Regions from separate parts of the Homo sapiens genome. Here all the other regions are linked to region 3. Evidence: chromatin contacts called from ENCODE Hi-C or POLR2A ChIA-PET data. All regions are on one chromosome and are shown on one strand. Each heading gives the region's core, a stretch centred on a gene start or an enhancer-like site at or near the end of the contact. The rest is flanking DNA. Distances are from core to core; before and after follow the strand shown. Region 1 overlaps MAB21L3 (mab-21 like 3). Region 2 overlaps LOC105378920 (a long non-coding RNA gene). Region 3 has its middle 120 kb from the start of MAB21L3.

Evidence for each region. A loop is a pair of places that touch in the nucleus more often than their neighbours do. ChIA-PET counts read pairs that join two places held with the same protein, here RNA polymerase II (POLR2A). Pooled maps may share reads with other maps.
Region 1: a map of naive thymus-derived CD4-positive, alpha-beta T cell shows a loop between it and region 3 (13-fold over the local background). The contact joins two enhancer-like sites. A Hi-C loop is called at or near these places in 6 of 168 maps with a recorded cell type or tissue (CD4-positive, alpha-beta T cell, CD4-positive, alpha-beta memory T cell, CD8-positive, alpha-beta T cell and 2 more) and 8 of 50 pooled maps. POLR2A ChIA-PET finds 5 or more read pairs at or near these places in 2 of 52 experiments (OCI-LY7 and naive thymus-derived CD4-positive, alpha-beta T cell).
Region 2: a loop to region 3 is called in a map of heart right ventricle, with 2.4 times the contacts of the local background. The contact joins two enhancer-like sites. A Hi-C loop is called at or near these places in 4 of 168 maps with a recorded cell type or tissue (IMR-90, PC-3, heart right ventricle and 1 more) and 1 of 50 pooled maps. POLR2A ChIA-PET finds 5 or more read pairs at or near these places in 2 of 52 experiments (Caco-2 and T-cell).

Annotation. Positions count from the first base shown.
Region 1 is chr1:116,137,890-116,140,639 of GRCh38, reverse strand. It overlaps MAB21L3 (mab-21 like 3), which reads right to left. Exons shown (of 8, transcript NM_152367.3): 8 at 2,491-2,750. Among named protein-coding and RNA genes, the nearest start is that of MAB21L3, 28 kb to the right of the region's middle. RefSeq lists enhancers at 1,238-1,532, 1,631-1,680. Within about 2 kb of position 1,404, at least 5 of the 41 ENCODE cell types and tissues checked have a DNase peak (open chromatin) inside an H3K27ac peak, as active enhancers do.
Region 2 is chr1:116,298,240-116,301,033 of GRCh38, reverse strand. The region is part of intron 3 of LOC105378920 (a long non-coding RNA gene); the gene reads left to right. Among named protein-coding and RNA genes, the nearest start is that of ATP1A1, 74 kb to the left of the region's middle. Within about 2 kb of position 1,518, at least 2 of the 41 ENCODE cell types and tissues checked have a DNase peak (open chromatin) inside an H3K27ac peak, as active enhancers do.
Region 3 is chr1:116,231,726-116,234,434 of GRCh38, reverse strand. No RefSeq gene overlaps it. Among named protein-coding and RNA genes, the nearest start is that of MAB21L3, 120 kb to the right of the region's middle. Within about 2 kb of position 1,259, at least 2 of the 41 ENCODE cell types and tissues checked have a DNase peak (open chromatin) inside an H3K27ac peak, as active enhancers do.

The DNA of each region.
Region 1 (2,750 bases), core at 155-2,654, 94 kb after region 3:
CACATGTATAAATATATTTCACAATTTAAAAAAACAAAAAGAGTGAATGAGGCGAGTAGGTGGAGATACACGTATAGTAACTCAGGAAGCTGGACAGTAAAGGGGAGAAGAGAGTGAAGCGGCCATTGCGGGAGGATGTGGAGGAAACTACAAGAAATAAATGGAAAGACTGAAGAGCTGGGAGGCATCTGAGCTGTCACATGTGGAGAAATTGGCCTTTCAGGGAGATACCTTCTATATTTTAGCAAGAGGGACGAAGGGGAGAATGGGCTTGCAGAATTTGCAGTGAAATTTTCTCATGTTTCCTCTGTGATGGTTTATATTTTCTTTACAAAGAATTTATCTGTGGTCTGGTATAGTTATCAGGAATGGTAGAGATGGGCAAATAGCACGAGGGGTAGGCATCTAAAATGAAAACATTTGTTCAGCAGTTATCCCATGCCAGGTACTCAACTAAGAGCCTTTTACATCCATCATTCCATTCGTTGCTCTCATTAACACTATGAGGTATATATTCTTTCATGATGCCTGTAACAGTTTCCTAGGGCCATAGGAAAATAACCAAATACCACAGACTAGGTGACTTAAATAACAGAAATGTATTTTCTCCCAGTTCTGGAGGCTGGTGGTCCAAGAGCAGGTGTGGACAGGCTGGTTTCTCCTGAGGCCTTTCTCCTTGGTCTGTGGGTGGCTGCCCTCTGCGCATGCACATCCCTGGCATCTCTCTGTGTGCTTAATCTCCTCTCCTTTAAGGATACCCGTCAGACTGAATCAGCTAATCACCTCTTTATTATTAACTTAATCACCTCTTTAAATACAGTCACATTCTGAGGTGCTGGGGGTTGGAGCTTGAACTTATGAATTGTGGTGGACACAATTCTGGCCATCACAATGCCCATTTTGGAGAGAAGGAACTAGAGACACAGAAAGGCCAAACAGCTTGCCAAGGTCATGCAGCTCCTCGGCATCAGAACTGGGATGCAGACGCAGGCAGGTCAACTGCGGTGGCTGAAAACCAACCATTCCTCTACACGCCTAGTCTTGGGCCTGGAAGAGTGAAGAAGGATTGAACGGTCTTTTGGAGAATTAAAAAAAAAAAAGAACAGAATAAAGGAGTAATATTCTCTGGCTTTTCTTAGCTGTGCAATCTGTCCCAGGAAACAGAATGGAGCTGAATGCCCCGGGAGCCTGGATGGACGGTCCTCTCATAGGCTCCCTTTTAAAATCTGAGTTTTAAGGAGAAAGATGTAAATCTCGGCTAAAATGGCAGGAAAGGTCAACAATTTGGCATGAGCTGGAATCCACTCATCCTTGCTCTGGAGGGACCAGGTGTAAGTTACGGGCTGAGAAGTGTGACACCTGCTGGGCTCCGAGGACGAGAATGGGTGGGACCTGGCTCCTTTCATATGTGTTCCCTTGCTGCCCTCTGCTGGCAAGAATTGGGAATACGCAGGAAGCTGCTGGTAGCCCTGCTTCCTGCAAAACCCTCAGATCTCAGGGGAAAGACGGAAAGAATCTACCGGAATCAGACTGTGGCGCACGTCAGTTCCTCCCTTTCCACACACGTACACACATATTGAACCAATGTTACAGTCAATTTTCACTTTTTAGCATTCCGTGACTGTGTAGCTGTTTTAAAAGTTGCTTAAGATGGTTTTTGTTTTGTTTTGAGACAGAGTCCCGCTCTGTAGCCCAGCCCAGGCTGGAGAGCAGTGGCCAGATCTCAGCTCACTGCAAGCTCTGCCTCCCAGGTTCAAGCGATTCTCCTGCCTCAGCCTCCCAAGTAGCTGGGATTACAGGTGCCCACCACCATGCCTGGCTAATTTTTGCATTTTTAGTAGAGACGGGATTTCACCACGTTGGCCAGGCTGGTCTGGAACTCCTGGCCTCAAGGGATCCGCCCACCTAGGCCTCCCAAAGTTCTGGGATTACAGGCCTCAGCCACCCTGCCCGGCCGAAATTAAATTTAAAACCTTATTACATTTGCCACCTTTTCAAAAATGATGTTTCCTAAGATACAAGAATATGAGAATTAGAATACAAATTTTTGATGATTTAACAAAATGTTAGTTTGTTCACCATTTTATATGCTCTTTTTAAATTTTTTTTTTAGAGACAGGGTCTCCCTTCCGGTGACTCCGTCACCCAGGCTAGAGTGCAGTGGTACAATCAAAGCTCACTGCAGCCTCAGACTCCTGGTCTCAAGGAATCCTCTCATCTCAGCCTCCTGAGCACCACATCCGGCTAATTTTTAAATTTTTTGTAGAGACGGGGTGTCAGTGTCTGGCTATGTTGCCCAGGCTGGTCTTGAACTCCTGGTCTCAAGTGACCCTCCTGTCTCAGCCTCCCACAGTGCTGGGATTACAGGCATGAGCCACTGCACCAAGCCTTCATGTTTTCAAAAATTGTAAACTCATTGTTGGTTTGGAAATTTTTTTTTCAATATTTTAAAATCATTACTTATTAAACGATAGCCTAGGGACCCCACCATTTGGTTACAGTACTTTTTTTTTTTAATCATACTTTAAGTTTTAGGGTACATGTGCACAATGTGCAGGTTAGTTACATATGTATACATGTGCCATGCTGGTGCGCTGCACCCACTAACTCGTCATCTAGCATTAGGTATATCTCCCAATGCTATCCCTCCCCCCTCCCCCCACCCCACAACAGTCCCCAGAGTGTGATGTTACCCTTAATGTGTCCATGTGTTCTCATTGTTCAATTCCCACCTATGAGTGAGAATATGC
Region 2 (2,794 bases), core at 269-2,768, 66 kb before region 3:
AAGGCTGCATATCATATGGTTCCATTTATGTGAAATGTCCAGAACAGGCAAATCTATAGAGACAGTAAATAGTTTACTAGTTGCCTAGGGCTGAGGAGGTTGGGAAGAAATAGAGAGTGACTGATATGGGTACTGAGTTTTTATTAGGGGTGATGAGACTTCTAAAATTGGTTGTGGTGATGGTTGCACAATTCTATGAATATAACATAAACCTTTGAATTGTACACTAAATAGGTGAATTGTCTAGTGTGTGAATTATATTCCAAAAATACGGTTTTATATATATCTTATATAAAATATATGTAATTCATTACATATAATATGTATTTTATATATATAATAAACTGAGTAGAGTCTATATGTTTCCCATCTCTTAATCTACAGCCTCAATTAAGAATTATTTAATAGAGGCCAGGTGCGATGGCTCATGCCTGTACCCAGACTTTGGGAGGCTGAGGCAGGCGGATCACCTGAGGGCAGGAGTTTGAGACAAGCCAGGCTAACATGATGAAACCCCCGTCTCTACTAAAAGTCCAAAAATTAGTTGGGTGTGGTGGTGGGCACCTATAATTCCAGCTACTTGGGAGGCTGAGGAAGAAGAATTGTTTGAGCCTGGGAGGTGCAGGTTACAGTGAGCTGAGATCGCGCGACTGTACTCTGGCCTGGATGACAGAGTGAAACTCTGTCTCAAAAAAAAAAAAAAGATGTGGTGGCCTCCATTTTATATATATATATATATATATATATATATATATATATATATATATACACACACACACACACACACATATAAAATGTAATATATTAAATGGTCTCCATATATGTATAATATATATTATATATAGTGTATGTATATTTGTATACTATATATAAAATACATATTATATATTATATATAAAAATAGTATTATGTTATAGTAGTATATGTTATATATGTACTGTTATATATATAACAGAATACAACAGTATTATTGGAATATAATTCATATACTAGACAATTTATATATATATATATATAAAGCTAAATAAAGGGGAGAGAGAGCACATAGTTTATTCAGCAAAGGAAGGAAGTTCTTCATGGCTGGATCATTGAGCACAAGGAGAGGAGTTTGAGAAATGAAGCTGAGAGAAAGGAAGGGGCTGGGTCTCAAACGGCCTTGTTGAGCATGTTAAGGAGTTTTGATTGATTCCAATCCGAGGCCATGGAAAGATTTGCAAGGGTTTAAATAGAGGGATGACATACTCAGATGCACAGTTTAGAAAGATCTCTAGGGATGTGGGTGAAGGCAGGTCTGGGGAAAGTCAGCCTGGAGGCAGGGAGACAGACATAGGGGCCTTGTCACAGGCACCTGGGTGAAAGTCAACAGTGGAAGGAATCAGGGACAGTGTAAGTAGAAGCCATAGGTCTTGAGTGTGGTTGGCTGTAGGAGATGAGGATTGATGAGGGGAATGAAAGCTGTGTTTCAGCAAGGAGGAGTGGTTTAAAGTGTGGAGTTTCAGGTGCAGCCTTGGCAGGCTAACTGGCAGTGGCACAGATTAATATGAATCTCAGGACAGAGAACTGTGTTCTTGGCAGTGAAGTGAAGTCCTTGACAAGTGAGACAGAACAGAGGAGGAGGAGTTGAGTAAGGTAAGGAGACAAGAAGGGCTGGTCCCGTCTAAAGTGTTCCTATTGTTCTTCTCAGGATGGTTCTTTGAGGAGTTTGGTTTTCAAGGAATGGTTGGTTACAAAAAATAATAATAATAATACAAATTAAAAAAATAAAGGGAAGGACTTGGCTGATCTTTCCACTTTTTGTGGCTTACAGATTTCTTTCAAGTGTTGGCTCTGAATTTCATAACTTTTCTTTGGAGCCTGGGTTTCTTTCTTTCCCTTCCTTGAATCCTTTCTCTTTCTTTCTTTGCTTTCTCTTGTTCTCTTTGGTTTTTAAATTTAATCATTGACGGTGGCTAGGACCCTCTTGTGGGGAAAGTCTTTTGGTATTTGATCTGAAGCAGAGTTTTGGGATATCAAGTCCTGTGTTCTTCCAGGAAGGTTCCTGGAGTGCTCAGCTCAAGTGACTGCTGAAACGCTAGAAAGTTTTCTGCCTCACGGTTCATTAACCAGAAACATCCATTTCTTGCCTATCTCCAGGAGCCTGTTACTTCACTCAGTGTAAAAGACTTTGAAGTTTAGAAGTGGTAGTGCAATCCTTAACATAAGTCCTTTGAAAACCACTTTGGAAATCTGTTGGGCAGTATGCACCACGGCTGAACATGTGCATTCCCTGTAACCCAGCAAAGTCACTCCTAAGTATAGGCCCCACAGAAACCTGGACATATACTCATCAAAAGACAAGACTTGTAGTTGCACTATGGGTAATAACTATAAGCTGGAGAAAAACCAAATACCTATTGATAGTTGAATGGAGGAATAGATTGTGGTCTCTTCACACAATAGAATACTATACAATAGTAAAAATGAACCATCTACAACCACACACAAAGATATTGAGAGGTGACAACGTGCTAGCAGCCCTCGCTCACTCTCTGTGCCTCCTTGGCCTCGGTGTCCACTCTGGCAGCGCTTGAGGAGCCCTTCAGCCCGCCGCTGCACTGTGGGAGCCCCTCTCTGGGCTGGCCGAGGCTGGAGCTGGCTCCCTCTGCTTGTGGGGAGGTGTGGAGGGAGAGGCACTGGCAGGAACCGGGGCTGCGCACAGCGCTCGCGGGCCAGAGCAAGTTCCGGGTGGGTGGGTGCAGGCTTGGTAGGCCCCGCACTCGGAGAGGCCAGCCCATGCCACTGGCCCCAGGCAATG
Region 3 (2,709 bases), core at 10-2,509:
GTGCTTACTGAGTGTAGTGGGTCTAGTAGAGACCCCACAAAATATATGTCCATGTCCTAACCCTCAGAACCTGTGAATGTGATCTTCTTTGGAAAAGAGACCTTAGTAGAGGTAATTAAGTTAAGGAGCCTAAAATGAGATTATTCTGGATTTAGGGTGAGCTCTAAATTCAGTACCAGTTGTCCTTTTAAGAGAAAGGAGGACAGAGACACAGAGGAGAAGCCCATGTGAAAACAGAGACGACATGGAGTGATGCTGCCCCAGGCCAGGGAATGCCAGGGGCCTCCAAACACTGGAAGAGGCCAAGAAGGATTCTCCAGAGAGCCTTCAGAGGAGGTGTGGCTCTGCCCACGCTGTGATCGTGGACTGCGGGCCTCCAGAACTGTACATTTCTGTTGTTGTTTTAAGCCACACAACTTTCAGTTATTTTTTACAGCAGTGAGGATTTAAAGATTAAAAGGTGTAGATCCCGCTCCTGAAGAGTGTAAAAGTAGAAAAATGAACCAACAGGGAACAATTACATTAAATTAAGATAATTACTATGACAGGGTATATTTAGTAAGGAGAGTGATGGCAAATGTTGCCCAAGGGAGGTGGCTGTGTCCTGCCCTCTCCTTTCCCCCTCCACTTTACCCCCCTCTGTGGTTCATGTTGCCTATCTCAGTAAGTGGTATCCTCACTGCAAATCACACAAGCCAGAAATCTAGGAGTCACTCTGATATCTCACCCCCGGCCACAGGCCCCATGACTTCTGTCACCAAACCCCTAATAATGACATTTATTTCCTTAATATTTCTAAGAATTCCCTTCTCTCCCCTCCATAGCCACCACCATAGGCCAAGCTCCATCATCTCCCACCAGAGCAGTCCCTCCTAACAGGTCCACTGTGCATCACGCTGTGCATTAAACACGCTCATGGAATCACATGGCTCTCAGGAGAGAGGGTAAACCTCATAAGTGGACTCAAGGCCCTGCTGGTCTAGCCCTGCAGGCTGCTTCTCCTCCCCACTGATTCCCTGTGCTCCACCCACTGCCACTCTGGTCTGCCTTAGTCCTGTGCTTTCCAGCTCTTTTCACAGCTGGCCTATTCTGCAGCTGTTCTCTGCATGAAAGAGCTATAACCCTACTGCACCTAGGTGACTGCTACTGCCTCAGCCATCATCCCTATGGAAGCCCTCCTCCACTTCCTGTCAAAGTCACAGCTTCTTATTTTAATCCCCGAGAGAGTTGTGTGCCTCCCAGTCACAGTTGCAATTTACATTGGCCTGTGTGATTATTGCACTGAAGTAGGCTTTCCCCAGCCCACGAGATCCTTGGGCACAGGACTGTGACCTTTTTACTCACTTTTGTGTCTCTAAGGCACAGCCTGGTGGCTAATACATAGTAACTACTCAGTTCACATCTGTGGAATTAATGAAGAAATTGCCCATTGTTTATAATAGCAAAAAATTGAGGACAATTTACTGAGAACAAATTAAATAAATTATATCTATCTGTGCTATGTAGTACTATTCAGCACTTTCAAAAATAATGAGGTACATCTGTACTTACTGATGTGGAACATTGGCTATGATAGATTTCGAGTAAAAAAACAAAAAATGAAAAGAGCAAGTTGCAGAACAATTCTTAGGGTAAAACAGTGTTTTAAAATTAAAGCAATGATTTAAAAATTTTTTAAAAAATGTTTGACCTGGCATAGATGAAGGTATGGAAGGACAACATCAGTTAATACTTAGTGCTAGGCAGCGGGACTGGGAGAATCAGAGAAGCAATGGACATGAATTTGATAAAGAACTTACACAATTTTGCAGTGTTTGGACTTTTTCTTTTTACAAGCATATATCATTTTGATAATTCAAGACATGCTTTTAAAGATTGCCAAGAAGACAAGAAGTGACTCAAGGAAGGGAGGCACATTCCCTGTCACGCACCACCACCTCCTTTCCTGCCCTCCAACCCCATACATGCTTGACCTTACCCACTTGGCATAGACCTGCACCCCAACCTTCTCACCTGTATCCCTGCCCTCTCGCCTTCACTCCTGCCCTCTCACCTGAGCTGGTGTCCTCTCACCTGTGCTTATATCCTGTGGTTTGCATGTCACCTATCCCAATAAGCAGCACTTATGTTCCCGATAAGTACCACCTTCCTAGATTGTGTGGTTCTTTTGCAAGGTTCAGAAAGGTGAGGCTGTTGGAAAGGCAGTTAACCTCAAGTAAATTCCTGTTAGTGACTTTACCTCCCTAACTGCAATGTTAGCTTTCTGAGAAGGAAAGGAACTAACATATTCAAAAATTAAACTCCTAATACCTAGCAGGCATGCCTACTTATAGCTCATCAAATCCCCACAGGAACCTCGTGAGTAGGTATTCTCATCTCCATTTTACAGACCTGTGGCAACAAGAGCTTGCCACTTGGCCAGTGTCTCACATCAAGGACTCAAACAGAGCTCTGACCGGCTCTCCATGCCAAACTTTCTGTGCCACAGCATTGGGATGGTGGGGGGGCATGATTGCACCATACTGCCCATGGATTTCCTAGCTCATTTCCTCCAAGATAATAAATGCTGTATAAATGTTTGTATTATGAGGAAAGTAGTTTATCCTTCACCCAGCATGTCCATTAAATAGTCTTTGTATTCATTTTCTATTGAAGCTTGATCTCCCCAAAGCTTAAAATAGGATTGAAAATGTGCAGTGTTTGACCTAT